2 separate regions of the Homo sapiens genome follow, and region 1 is linked to region 2. Evidence: chromatin loops called from intact Hi-C (ENCODE). Cell type or tissue: heart right ventricle. All regions are shown on one strand. Links, peaks and the distances in the headings refer to the core of each region. The heading gives the core; the rest is flanking DNA.

Evidence for each region. Peaks named below come from ENCODE experiments on the same cell type or tissue, not always from the same donor. Only the 100,000 strongest peaks of a DNase experiment are listed, where the experiment ranks them.
Region 1: it touches region 2 in a loop (3-fold over the local background); 2 of 110 quality-filtered maps call a loop at or near these places.

What each region holds. Positions count from the first base shown.
Region 1 is chr13:34,160,640-34,168,380 of GRCh38, reverse strand. No RefSeq gene overlaps it. Among named protein-coding and RNA genes, the nearest start is that of LINC02343, 180 kb to the left of the region's middle. In heart right ventricle, for the core only: no CTCF peak of the experiment used is centred there; no DNase peak of the experiment used is centred there; H3K4me3 peaks cover 511 bases; H3K27ac peaks cover 1,078 bases.
Region 2 is chr13:34,744,291-34,752,031 of GRCh38, reverse strand. No RefSeq gene overlaps it. Among named protein-coding and RNA genes, the nearest start is that of LINC00457, 110 kb to the right of the region's middle. In heart right ventricle, for the core only: no CTCF peak of the experiment used is centred there; DNase peaks (open chromatin) are centred at 1,621, 3,771 and 4,131; H3K4me3 peaks cover 776 bases; H3K27ac peaks cover 2,138 bases.

The DNA.
Region 1 (7,741 bases), core at 945-5,944, 580 kb after region 2:
TTTCTCATTGTTGGACCGTTGTGTCATAAGAGCAGAGACCAAATCAATCCTGCACATCTGTGTCACTCTAACACCAAACATGAGGAAATTTAGACCGTTTTTGTCAAATGGATTTAAAAAATGATCGAATGAATAAATTCCTCAATGAATAAAGAATTTGCCTCCACCTCTAAGAACAGCATGCAATACACAATGTCCTAGTACCCTTGCATGCCATGCCATGCTGTGTTATTGATTACTGCAGCCTCTTTTGGAGTCCAGAGCCCCTGTTACAAGGCATACAGTACACGGTAGCAGAAGCCAGATCTTGCCTTCATCCCTGTTGCAGGGAATACCTCAGGAAATACTCCAGGCTTCAGAATGGGCCATTCACACAGATACAATCCAACCCAAATACATTTTACCTTAGAGAAATTTCTCCAAGTGTTTTCAAATCATTGATCAGTTTGCTTAGTGACTAATGCTGTGTGACTTTAGGGCTTTCTGTATGTTTTCATGGATATATCAAAGCAAAGTTAAAGATAGGACAGAAAATAAGGTGCTTTCTTTGGCCTTACCTGGTCTGCTTTCAAATATTCTTTTCCTTACAGAAGGAATAACATGTAATGTAAGAAATTCTCCATCTTTCTCTTGTGAGAGCAATGTCTCTAACAACTTTATTTCTGTTTCTGTCTTGTATTTCTTCTCTTTATAATTAGTTTTTGAATAGATTAATAGAAGGCTAAAACATTCAATGTGTCCCTCGCCTTTACCTGAACAAGTCTTTCTGTCTGTTTCTCTCTCTCTCTGTTTGCCTCAGTCTGTGTACTCTGTCTTTGTGCTGAAGTAATGGTGAGAATTATATGGGTCTCCCTGGCTTTTTGCCTAGAAGAGAACAATTTACAGATTGAATTTACTTGAAAAAAATCTAATGTCCACAGAAGTTATTGACCATGCTACCGTGCTTCCTACAGTATGATCAAAAAGCTCCAGTGGCTGCAGAGGCCTTGGGCTTTGCTGCTTAACCATTTCATGCCCAGCACATGTAGATTATATATACTCCTTAATGCTGACTGACCCTAAACTTCATTCTCAAGAGCGTTAGGGAAGGTTTTAAGGTTGTAAGCTAAATGCAACTTATTCAAAATTTTTGCTTACTTGAAGCCCTTAATTTGCTTAAAATATATTTAGTCTATATACTATGTGTCAGACACTAAATCCTAGAATTACAAAGACCAATAAGAAAGAAATTACAGGCTAATGCAGGAGATGGAAAAGAAAAGAACCAATTAAAATGCAGGATAAATGTTATAACCAAGATAATTATAAGGCTTGGGGCACTTAGACTGGGCATTTCCCTAAAGAGTATTGATGAGTTTTTTGTTTTTTGTTTTATTTTTTAATTATCTTAACCATTTTTAAATGTACAGTTGAATGGTTTTAAGTATATTCATATCAAAGAGTATTATTCTGAGAAAAGAATAACAGGAACTGATATCTTTTTTTTATATTCTTAGAACACCAAGTTTGGTGACGTGGGCATATTTGCTTTGAGTGATGTTTGCCTGACTCTTTGGCATTTATTATTCTTGCCATTTTGTGCTATGAAAAATAACTTTTAAGTCCAGTAAAAGAGATTTGTTTACTAATCTCCAAACAAATTTCACATTTCCAATCCCATGTCTCTGATCATGCATTTTCTCTTATCTAAAATGCCTTTCCCTTCTTTTCCACATACCCACAGCTTTGGTCAACCTTCCCCTCAAGGCATAAAACAAGCCGCCACTGAAATCTGCTTTCTTAGATGCTCAGACCGCCTACTTCCAGAAGTGCTTCTCATATCTGACACCCATAGCACTTGTTTGAAACTTAGTATATGCTACCTTGGAATGTTATACAATAATAGACCCATATAATTCTCACCATTACCTCAGCACAAAGACAGAGTACACAGACTAAGGCCAGCAGAGAGAGAGAGAAACAGACAGAAAGACTTGCCCAGGTAAAGGCGAGGGACACATTAATATGTTTTACATATATATATATATAAATGTTTAATGTATATATCTTATCTAACCACCTAAGTTACAAATCTCTCAAGGGATGGGATTGTGCTTTGCTAATAAAGCACATATGCTAAGAACCTGAAGCATACATTTAAAATTCATTGAGCAGTTAGTATGTACAGATATTATTTTCCTAATTTTATGACAGGAATACTGAGAATGAAGAGACTAAGTGGTCTGCTAGAGGCAGAGCCGAGACCAGTGCAATTTCCAAGGAGGTGCCACACGGCATAGTGGAGTGAATATGGGCTTCCACAGAGATAGAACTTTCTATTCCAGCTCTGGTATCTGAATGGTTTGGGCAAGTTATTTAACATCTCAGAGCTTCAGTTATTTCATCCATGTAATCTGATGATAATGCCTACTTTGTAGAGTTGTTGGTGTAGAGTTGTTGCAAAAACTCAATGAAATGAACAGCACTCAGTGCCTAATAGGGCCTCAACAAATGATGGCTATTACTACTACTCTTACTGCTACTCCTACTGCTACTACTACATGTGGCTATACTGATCTTACAGGCTTCTATGCTTATTACATGTCTCTAGTGCCCCACATAAGTGCCTAGCACATGGTAGGTTCTCAGTAATGGATGTTGCTTTTGCTATCTACACACTTATCTATAAGCCAGGCTGATATTCAGGCAGTGCATTTCAGCTATTTCAGCACAGTTACCAATTCTTTATGGCTGATGTCTATTCTGTCCGTTTTGATTGGTCAGTTCCTTCCATATGCGTTATAAAATATTTTGCACAACACCTCTACCAATAATATTGTGGCGGCATTGTTTAAGTGTTTTACCCGGTGTGGGTAACTACCCATGACTAGTGGTTCTACCTTTCTTCGTCGGTCAACACAGGCCAGAGAAAAGCCTCTCACACAAATAATTAGTAGGCTAACATGGTTTCGAAGGCTGTTCACAGTCTGTATAACATTACTCATTTAGAGCCAACCTTGGGTAAGCGTTCTCTGCAAATACTATACCAGGAAGCTGGATATCAGGAAGACAGCTTGAAGTTGGGTTTAATCAACCACCAGCTATGGAATTGATTTCCTTGTCACTGTGGTTCAGGAATTCCTATTTGGCCACATTTCTGACATGTCAGACATTTTCTACATGTCATTTAATTTAATTTATGACCCTTTCTCAATAATTGTGATTCCCGGCTCACAGACGCTTTAAGAAGAGGCACAGCGTAGCAAGTTGGCTACTCAGTCATCTCAGATAGAGCTGCTCTTCAGGTCTCAGGGAATTTTGCATTGTACCTTTGACCTTAACACAACTAGGTAAGTTTTCTGAAGAAGTGGGCATAAGCAAAACTCCACTAAACATCTGGAGGCTATGAAAAGGTAAAACCGCTGAGCCAGATAAGACTGTTACCTGCATTATCATTATTCTTTTGAGTAAGGCTGTGTGCACCAATGGAGCAAGTGTAAATGCACACAGTGGCTTTTTTAAGTACCTCCGCCTCAGGTGCCAGGGAACTGTTCTGGCAATAGCAGCCCCTTTCACCCTCTTTGCAGCATTCCTCTGACAAAGAACGTATTGTCAAAATCCAAGCTGAAAGAATGTGCTGCTTGGGAGAGCAGTAACAGTGATTAAGGGGCATAAAATGCAAGCGTGCACTTGTAATGAAATTGCCCTGACTTACCGCCAGGTTAGTGTCTGTGATTGCCATAGTATGCCTCTGTGATCAGTCTCAGCATAATGAAAAATAGCAACAAATCTTAGCTTTTCACGTGGCTTATATTAGGAGTAGATAGAAGTGTTTTCAGGGCTAAGGTGGTAATGGAGAGGAATCCATGATGTAGAGAATAGCAACTGATGCTTATTCATGGATAAAGGAGGGCTTCTCTGGTTGAAAGATATGTCAGTTGGAAGACTCACTACACACAGGTCTTAGTGATTTAATGTCTCTGCTCAAATGTAAAAGTTGCCCTGTGTTTCTGACTATCCCATATTTCTGAGAGATTATATCATTTTCTTTGAGAAGTAATATAGCTCTACTGCAGGTGGGAGTCAAGAAAGGTATAACTTTTATGGAATAGAATTAGACTACACACACACACACACACACACACACACACACACACACACACACACACACCATGAAGTAGGAAGGTCACTTCTTGTTATTTATCCTAAGGAAATATTCATGGATGCAAGCAAAGGTTTATTGTAAGGCTGTTCATTGCTAACCATAGACCACCCAGATGTCTAACAATAGGAAATTGGTTAAAAAAATATTGGCACTTCCATATAATGGAATATCATGCAGCAACAGAAATAGAAATACTTGTAAAAAAATCTTTGGTAAAAAGAAAAATGTTTCTAATATTTTAAAACATATTTATATTTATATAGTAGATGATAAAGCTGGAAGAATATACATAAAATGTGAACAATGATCATTTTGGGCAGTAGATTTTGGTTGCTCATTTAGTTTTTTTTTTTGGTTTTGCTTAATGATAAAAGAAAGTGCATTATTGCTAAATAAGGAAACATTTTTTGTTCCTTTATAGGAAAAAAAGGAAATATAATAGCTATAAAAATAGGAGTGTGAATCAGTTGTGAACATATATAATTATACTCAGAGCTATATACTTGTCTCTATATATAACTATGATTTTATGTTAATATGTGGCATAGGTTTAAATTTAAATTTTATCTGAGGTTTTTTTTTAGGCTGTGCACAGAAAAAAATTATCAGAGCCACATAAGAATGTCATTCATTTAGGTTTCTTTTTTTTTAAATCATCTGTGCTCCTACCATAATGGATAACTTACCACTTCCCAAACACATCCTATATATTCCCATCTTGCATGCTATTTTTCCTCCTTGGAATGCCTTTTCTCATATATCTTTGTAAAGCCCAAGTCAAACCTTACTTTGTGAGGGTTGCTCTAATTCTCCTAACTCAGAAATAGATTTTAATTCTCATCTCTCTAGACTTTTGATATTTTGCATCTTAAGTGTTATGTGTGTACCTTCTCATCTTTAATAGAGTATAAACTTATGGAAGGCAGAGGTTTTATGAATCTTTGTATCATCTAAAAATGGGAGACACTGACAGAGTAGGTACTTAAATAGTTACTGAATATATAAATGAATTCACCTAATTTTCAGAATATACAGATAGGCATGCCTGACTTTGCTTGAAAGTCTGACCAATTTTAGGACTGATCTGAATGTGAAACCAAAATGAGATACAGACTTCTGACTATTTTGTGATTTAAAAAACTATTTCCAAGTTTAATTAGTACTCACTTTTTGAAACCTTTCCTGATGTAGTATATAACTCAGTGAGTATTTATGTAAAACAAGTACTGCAAGGGAGGTACTCTGAAGGACTATAACAACCACATTTTATATTCCTTTCCAGGAGAATCTTATTTGTAGGGATTCACAACAGCAAAGGCCAGGAAAATGGTAGCTGAAAAGGGCAGTCTTTTGACACTTGCTGCTGAACAGTCTCTCCCTTTCCCCACTCCTACAAGGTCCATGCTGAGAACTTCTGAAATGACGTCTTGGGTTGGAAGCACTTTGCAAACCATAAAGGGCAAGGCAAATGTTAGTTATAATTACTACTATTCCGAGAATGCTGCTACAAAATGCTTGTGGCATGAAATCTTCCAGTTTGAGAAGGTGAGTTTGGTATGCCTGAGTTGGTGCTGCACTAGTTGTTTTCCTTTTGTATTCAAGAACGGACTTCAGGGACCTGCCCTCTGTGGCAAATGACTTGTTTTGTAAATGTCAATGATTCAAAAATGTTTCTAAGAGAGATTCTCACCACATACAAATCAGAGGCTCGGCCAAAATACAGTGATACTTGAGGCCAACACTCAAGTGACTTTTACGTTACAACTTTCACTCTGACCTAACATTTCAAAGAGGGCTTACAAATGACGAACTGACACCCTTTCCAGAGTTCTCATTTGCTTCTCAGAATAAAGCAAACTCTGATTAGAGCTTGCGATTGGCAAACATTTTAGTAACTATGTTTGCATTTGTTCAAACTATTGTTCCATAGAGCTGATTCACATGTGGTTTTGTTTGCAGACAGTTCTTAAGTCGTTGGTTCTAAATTTAGCTTTAATCCCTTTGGGAATGAGTTCTGTTTACAGTTCACAATGTGACTTCCTAGTTTGAAGGAGGAGGGAAAAGTAAGCAAATCCTCTAAGATTTATAGAAAAGCACTTTCTATCTCATAAGCTTTCTTAAAAGTTCTGGGAGCCTGATTAAGCTGCCTGCTTCTCAGCATGATGCCATGTAGGGGAAGCCAGAGGTGATAGAATTTGAAAACCCCTCTACAGTATAAACCAAAAGAAAGAGAGGGCAAAGAAGGAGATTTATGGCTTCTATAGCTGTCAGAGGCTGTGGAAATAAAGGAGTAGGTCAGTGTATTTTAACAACAAAGAAAATCCGAAGCAAATTCAGTCCTTTAGACTTATTCAGCTCGTCTAGTTTTGAGAAATGATAAATGCAGACTATTACAGCCATAGGATGGTTGTTATCCTGTCCTTTTCTGCTCTCACTCCCTGATCAATGCATACTCACAAATATTATTGTGGGCTTTTGCTTTGGAGTATTACCAGAAAACACAAAATGCCTTATGTTTTAGAAACTGATGTTGTCCAAGCATTGGGGCCATCTCCCACGATGAGAAGATCCAATGATCAATGGAATCAGAGACTGACTAAATTCATCCAGATGGATGGTTTAGGGTTCATGTTTAGGAGACAGCCTAGAAAACAGCTATGGCTGTTCCTGGCTGTGCTGCTTTCAAAACTCACATGGTTGATTTGCTGCTATAGCCTTAATAGCTTCAATGTAAAGCACTAATTATTAAATTGTTTTGAATCCTTCAGAGCGTAGCTCTATCTCTACTACATGCATCTTTTGGTTATATGTTATAAGGGGTATTAAGTAAATAATAATGAAATGACAGTGAATTCCAAATAGGGTGACTATACATCCTATCTTCCAACCAGGACATTTTTGAGAGAAAAAGACTTGCTATTAATTATTTCTCAAGGAAAACACATAACCCATAAACCAGCACTGTCCATGAAATCTTGGTTTTATTTACCTTTTCTCTCTTCCTTTCTTCTTCCCTATGAAAGAAAAAAATTGTGAAAGCCTTTGAAATGAGACAGAAAGATTACTGGGTATCTTCAATGGAAAACCAGGTATTATGTAAGCACATCTTTCTGGATTAACTGATTCTATAGGGTTTCTGCAACTTCATTGTCTTTGAACAATTGTATATCTTTGTGAAATAACTGAGTGCAGTGGAGATCTTTCTTGTCTATAGAGACGCAAATAAATTGTATCTGGTGGAAATGTAATTGATCTTTTCTTCTCTCTGTCTCCAATAATCCAATTTTGCAACTGCTTATTAATGTATTTCAGCATTATTTATAAATTATAAATGTGCAATAGTTTGAATTCATCTTTGAACAGGCTGTGACTTCTGACTGGGTCCCTCATTAATAAATGAACTAAAATCTTTGACATGTGTTTGGCATGTGTTGACATTTATAAGACTTACCCTATAAAAATATTCCCTAGTATGCAAAATTTATTTATTGTCTTCTTTTTTTTTTTCCTTAGGACATCCAGAGGCCAACACATTCTCTATTTCTCCATAAGAGTGGTCCCTCTATGGCTAAAGAGATTACACCTTCTGAAATCATT
Region 2 (7,741 bases), core at 1,197-6,196:
CTGACTTTGAGCATCATGAATTAAACTAAACTCTAACACTGAGCAAAGAAAATTAGAATATTTTCATGTCTTGGCTGTTAGAGTACTTGATAAATATAAGGAATTATTAGGCCTTTTGAAATAGCTTTGAAATAGCACAGATTTGTGCTGTATCCAAGGATTCCTGACAATGTAACAGAACAACATTGCGGTATCATGAAAAAGGTGTTGTGTCACTGAATAAAGTCAAAGGCATTTCTTTAAAAATCATTCCCTTGGGAGTGTGGTTGAGACCATCACTTCATTTCACTTTCAGCTCCTGTGACAAAGACTGTCACCTCCGCTCCTCAAGTCCCAAGAGGAAAGTCATTCTTGGTCTCTAAGGACAGGGGGTTTTAGATAAATGCATCTTATTTATGAGCTTCTTCTCTCTTCACTGTTATTCTCTGTTTAGTCTGAAAACAATACTAATGACTAAGGTAAATCCTGAGTGGTGGTAGAAAGTAACAAAACATAATCGTGCTTTTTAAAAGTTGTGCTATTGAGCACATTAGCTTTTCCTGACTTGCGGCACATAATAGAATTGTTCAGAGGCAAATCTGAGACTTTGTGTTTTGATCTTTTACACTTCCCTTCTATTCCCTAGTTCTTAGAAATGCTAACAAATTATATGTTATCGATTATGTTAAAGTGTGTACTGGCAAGTGCAAGTAATACTACACTTGTATTGATCAGCAGCAATGGCTCATAATCTATGTAGGGTATAGCTGGCCCAGTGCAGGCATTGTAACCATGTCATATTATGCATGCAAAACCATGTTCCTATGGTTTTGATGATATGCGAAGTAGCAGACTCTTTTCTTAGTTCTCATAAGTTGAATTTCCCCCTGAAGACTCATTATGAAAAAGCATGTTAAAAAGTGGGGTGTCATTACAAGATTGTTCTCACTTGGCAACAAGCAACAAAAGGAAAAAAAAAAAACGTTTCTGACAATTTCTGAAATGTGATCATTAGAAATCACCCTCTGAAATTAATGAGATTCTAGAAAAAGCCAAGCGCTTAAGAGATCATATCATGTATACAACTTGATGAGGGGTTTAAATGGGGACTGATTATTTGCTAAGTGTAGGCAATGGTTTCCATGATCAACTGCTTTCTCACTACTGCTGCATGATGAAAATGGAGCAGATCCACAATTATAAACATTGAACGGATTACAGAACATTCTGACCTGGAGGAAATTATATGTAATTAAATGAAAAGCTAACGCTTTCGTTTTACTTATCCAAGGACAGTCTTCTCTCCCTCTCTGCGTCCCTCCTTCCCTCCCTCCCTCTTCCACCCCTTTCTCTCTCTGTCTTTGAGATGAGGAAATAATTTAAAAAACAGCTACAAAGGAGTAAATTCTCCCACCCGAACACTTCAGTCTCCCATTTAGTGTTTCTTGTTTTTCCCCATCTGTTGACTCTCGGTATCTCCCCCGCTGCTGTGGTCTCCACCTGGCCCGGTGTGAGTTTTCTCCGTCGCGTCGGTCTCCATGGAGACAGACTGCTCCAAGGGAGGGGCCCTGCACAGTTTCTAGCCAGGAGCCTCCCCGGACCTTTCGTGGGTGGGTGCAGCCTGTTTTTGATCACAGTACAGAAAGGAGGAGGAGTTACCTCATCTACAGAGGAACAAAAATGTGTTTGGGACCTAAATTCCTCCCTCCCTGTGGTCCTGCAGACGCAGTTGGATAAAACCCTGAGAGGAACGATGGGACGCTATGTGTTTCCTTTGCTTCGGTGTCAGGAGCGCTCAGACAATTGCCAGAAGGACCCCAGGGGGAAGCGGAGGCAGGGACAGAACAGAAGGATAAGAAAATTAAGCATCCCTCTTACCAACTCACATCAGCAGTCAAACTGTGCATGGGAAAGGTTGTTAACTAGAAACCTCGAGAAATATATGGTAACTGGGCACATATTCCACCATAAATTACACAATTATTTTGAATAGAAAAGTATTAAAATCCATAAAAATTTTGTCTGCTAATGACTAGAGAAACTGGGCCATTAAAAAAAAACTGTCCAAAAAATTGCTTATTTTACAGAGAAAGCTTACAGGTTTATAGGAAAACATAAATTCATTGAGAGCCTGTTGTACTCACACTGTGGACATTCTAGCATTTTAATTTGTTTCTACCAATGGTAATATTTTCACACAGGCATGATTGGAAACTTTTATCATTTGATTTTTAGAGCTGAATAAAAACCTCATCTTGCCTATGTGATAGAAGTTTTAATGTTTAGTGAAAAAAATAAGTGAATGTGATAGACGTTGAGCAAATGCCAATTCTTATAATTCCTGGGTATCAAAAATCACTCTGGTTTGGAGACACCAGAATTGAGGGCCAAATTCCTTAGTGTTCTAAACAGAGTTCTGTGGAAAGACATTATTAGCTCCTTGGTGTGCGCTGATATCTCCGGGCACCTAGCTAAATCCAGCATTCAGTTTTTGGTCACTGTCTTGCTGGAATTCACTCCCAATTTGCGGTCATGGTTCTCTGAATTACTGCTTTTAAATTGAGCATTTTTTTGAAGTTCACATCTCTACCTTTTGGATATGCAGAAAGAAGTATCTATAAAACAATAATGACTAGCAAGTATAATGTGTGTTATAGTTTGCAGTGCCTCTCTGAACATACGTGATTTCATCTGCGTCTTACAGGAAAGCTGAGAGATGGGAACTGCTATGATAATTGCGGCCCATAGAGACGAAGTTATATGCCCGAGGTCACAAAACTAGTAAGACCAGTTCTTTTCACTTCAGAACCTATGCTTCCCTACATGCTCGTTAACAGTATCTTAATGCTAACCGTAGGTGTTCTTTCCTTAAAGAGTCATGAAGACATTAGATTGCAAATCACTAGAGGACAGAAACAAGATTCTATAGTTCTCTCGGAATGGTGCCTCAGTACCTTGGTCACCTGTGTGTTTCTCCTCTTTAGGATACAAAGAATTCCAGCTGTACTCATGTACCACAAGACATGATGATTCCTATGAACTTTCTAGGAATGAAAATGATAAATCTCTTCAATTTCAGCACTGCTTCTTTGATATCTATGCAGTGCCTGCCAAAAGCAAGTAACCAGAAATAAGTGGGCCTTGGAATCTTAAGACTCTAACCAAGCTGCTTTTCTTTTTGGTTTGGTAGGAGGAGAGCATGTGTTACGGAGACAGCCCTGTTTGGGCAGGCTGCATAGCTCTGTGGCTAGAATGCCACCCCAGACTTTTCCATGTGACTCTATAAGTGATCTTAGGCTAGTCATTCCTAGCCCAGTGCTTAATAGTATCAATGGACAACCAGAAAGCTTGTCCAAACAGCTAATGACTAATAGGTCTCATTAATCATTTAGTTTTCTGACTGTTAATTTTTAGCAAATAATAGTTCAATGGCTACTGCACCAAGCATTGTGCTCAGTGTATGTAAAGAAGAAAACAATGTTCCTGGCATTAAAGAGGTCATTGTCCAATAAATTTGCCACTCATATGAACTTATAAATCCTGCCACTGATGGCTAGATTTGAGACTTTGCAAAAGAGAAGCTGAAACACTGGGAAGGCATTTAACCCTGGTTGTCTAAAATCATGTGAGCTGGTGACAAAGCTAGACAAGGGGTCTAGTGTGTCCCTCAGGCCTGTCTTCCACTACTGGACTGCCTTGTAAAATATGGTTGCATCATTTCAGGATGAAGAGTAGCGCTGATTATTGGCTAATTTTGGCTCACTGAGGCTTCGTTATCGAGTGTACTTCCTGAGAGCCCTGTATTTCCTGGTTTAATTGTGGCTGATGACGTACTTGTAACCAAGGCACTTGGCTCAGCCCAAGCACTTCTATCTGGCTACCAGGGTGCCTGCCAAGTAAACAAGCATTTTTCTGTGCTATGTCTAAAAAAAAAAAAGACGATGCAAAGATTAGGGGATCATGGAGGATGGGAGGCAGGACTAGATTGCAGCTCTGGATAGAGCAGCATGCGAAGGCTTGCATTGTGAATTTTAGCTCCAGATCAACTGCAAGAACAAACCAGGAATCCTGAGAGGACCCACAGAACCTCTGAAGGAAGCAGACTGCTCCTGTAGGGCCTGGGAGACACCCCAAATACTGTGAGTGCCCCAACTGTGGAAGTGGGAAAGGGAGACCCGCTTCTCCTGGACACACACCCCCACTGGAGAAGATGAAGATCTGTTTGTGGGAGAGGTTTCTGACTTTACCTTGAGCTCAGTCAAGGTAGCGAGCCAAGCCAAATGAAATACAGCAGTAGAGGAAGCAGCAGAAAGGCCCTGGGAGCTCACTGGGTCCCCAGGCAGCCCATTCCTGCCCGGCACCACAGGGATCTATCAGGATGGTGGCCAGAGGAGCTTGGGGCAAAACTCCAAAGGGATAAGGAATTCTGTAGCTGAATTTGTAACAATTTGAACAGGGCAAGAATCTTCCTGGCCAGAACTCAGGGGAGGGCATGAATCCTGCTTGCAGACTTCACAGGCGGGGGGATAAACCAAAGCCCTTTTCTTTCACAGCTGGGGTCCAGACAGCCTCAGGCAAGTTTTCAAGACCCTCTTGACCTCTGTCTGGAAACAGACTAGGGGTGTTGAGGGGGCACAGTGGGAGTGAGACCAGACCTTTAGCTTGCATGGGAGCTGGGTGAGGCCTGTGACTGCTGGCTTTCCCCCACTTCCCTGACAACCTGCATGACTCAGCAGAGGCAGCCATAATCCTCTGAAGTACACAACTCTAGTGACCTGGGAATCTCTCCTTCATCCCCCACAGCGGCTGCAGCAAGTCTCATCCAAGGAGAGTGAGCTCAGACATGCCTAACGCCTCCCCCACGTGATGGTCCTTCCCTACCCACCCTGGTAGTGGAAGACAAAGGGCGTATAATCTTGGGAGTTCTAGGGCCCTGCCCACCGCAGGTCCCACTCCACATTACTATAGTTGATGCTTTATGGAAAGCACCACCTCCTGGCAGGAGGCCAACCAGCACAAAAATAGAGCATTAAACCACCAAAGCTAAGGACCCTCATGGAGTCCACTGCACACCCTGCCACCTCCACCGGAACGGGTGCTGGTATTCAAAGCTAAGAGACCCATAGATGGTTCATATCATAGGACTCTGTGCAGACAACCTCCAGCACCAGTCTAGAGCTGGGTAGACTCACTGAGTAGCTAGACCCAGAAGAGAGACAACAATTACTGCAGTTCGGATCACAGGAAGCCACATCCACAGGAAAAGAGGGAGAGTACTACATCAAGGGAACACTCTGTGGGACAAAAAAATCTGAGTAACAGCCTTCAGCCCTAGACTTTCACTCTGACAGAGCCTACCCAAATGAGAAGGAACCAGAAAACCAACAAAACAAGACTCATCAACACCCCCCCCCCCCAAATCACACCAGTTTACTAGCAATGGATCCAAACCTAGAAGAAATCTCTGATTTACCCAAAAAAGAATTCAGGAAGTTAGTTATTAAGCTAATCAGGGAGGGACCAGCGAAGGGCAAAGCCCAATTCAATAATAATAAAAAAAAAATACAGGAAGTGAAGGAAGAAATAGTCAAGGAAATAGATAGCTTAAAGATAAAACAATTAAAAAATCAGGAAATTTTCAACACACTTTTAGAAATGCAAAATGCTCTGGAAAGTCTCAGCAATAGAATTGAACAAGTAGAAGAAAGAAAAACAGACCTCAAAGACAAGTTCTTCGAATTAACCAATCCAACAAAGATAAAGAAAAAAGAATAAGAAAATATGAACAAAGCCTCCAAGAAGTCTGGGATTATGTTAAACAACCAAACCTAAGAATAATCAGTGTTCCTGAGAAAGTAGACAATTCTAAAAGCTTGGAAAACATATTTGGGGGAATAATCGAGGAAAACTTCCCTGACCTTGCTAGAGACCTACACATCCAAATACAAGAAGCACAAAGAACACCTGGGAAATTTATTGCAAAAAGATCTTTGCCTAGGCACATTATCCAAAGTTAAGATGAAGGAAAGTATCTTAAGAGCTGTGAGACAGAAGTGCCAGGTAATCTATAAAGGAAAATGTATCAGATTAACAGCAGATTTCTCAGCAGAAACCCTACAAGCTAGAAGGGATTGGGGCCCTATCTTCAGCCTTCTCAAACAAAACAATTATCAGCCAGGAATTTTGTATGCAGTGAAACTAAGCATCATCATATGCAAAGAAAAGCTACAATCAGTTTCAGACAAGCAAATGCTGAGAGAATTCGCCATTACCAAGCCACCACTACAAGAACTGCTAAAAGGAGCTCTAAATCTTGAAACAAATCCTGGAAACACATCAAAACAGAATCTCTTTAAAGCATAAACCACACAGGACCTATAAAACAAAAATACAAGTTAAAAAGCAAAAACAACAACAAAAAAGAATACACAGGCAACAAAGAGCATAATGAATGCAATGGTACCTAACATTTCAATACTAACATTGAATGTAAATGGCCTAAATGCTCCACTGAAAAGGTACAGAACCGCAGAATGGGTAAGAACTCACCAATCAACTGTCTGCTGCCTTCAGGAGACTCACCTAACACATAAGGACTCACATAAACTTAAAGTAAACAGGTGGAAAAAGGCATTTCATGCAAATGGACACCAAAAACAAGCAGGGGTAGCTATTCTTATATCAGACAAAACAAACCTTAAAGCAACAGCAGTTAAAAGAGACAAAGAGGAACATTATATAAAGGTAAAAGGCCTTGTCCAACAAGAAAATATTACAATCCTAAACATATGTGTACCTAACATTGGAGGTCCCAAATTTATGAAATGATTACTAATAGACTTAAGAAATGAGATAGACAGCAACACAATAATAGTGGGGGACTTCAATACTCCACTGACAGCACTGGACAGGTCATCAAGAGAGAAAGTCAACAAAGAAACAATGGATTTAAACTATGCCTTGGAACAAATGGACGTAACAGATATATACAGAACATTTCATCCAACAACCACAGAATAAACATTCTATTCAACAGTAATGGAACTTTCTCCAAGATAGACCTTATGATAGGCCATAAAACAAGCCTCAATAAATTTAAGAAAATTGAAATTATATCAAGCACTCTCTCAGACCACAATGGAATAAAACTGGAAATAAACTACCAAAGGAATCTTCAAAACCATGCAAATACATGGAAATTAAATAATATCAGACAATGCCCCGAATGAGCATTGGGTCAAAAACGAAATCAAGATGGAAATTAAAAATTATTCCAACTGAATGATGATAATGACACAACCTATCAAAACCTCTGGGATACAGCTAAGGTGATGCTATGAGGAAAGTTCATAGCCCTGAACGCCTGCATCAAAGAGTCTGAAAGAGCACAAACACACAATCTAAGATCATACCTCAAGGAACTAGAGAAACAAGAACAAACCGAACCCAGCAGAAGAAAGGAAATAACCAAGATCAGATCAGAACTAAATGAAATTGAAACAAAAAACACTACAAAAGATAAATGAAAGAAAAAGCTCTTTCTTTGAAAACATAAACAAAATTGATAGACCATTAGCAAGATTAACCATGAAAAGAAGAGAGGAAATACAAATAACCTCAAAGGAGATAAAACCTCAAAAAGGAGACATAAAGATCATTCAAGGCTACTATGAACACCTTTACACACATAAACTAGAAAAACTAGAAGTTATGGATAAATTCCTGGAAAAATACGACCCTCCTAGCTTAAATCAGGAAGAAT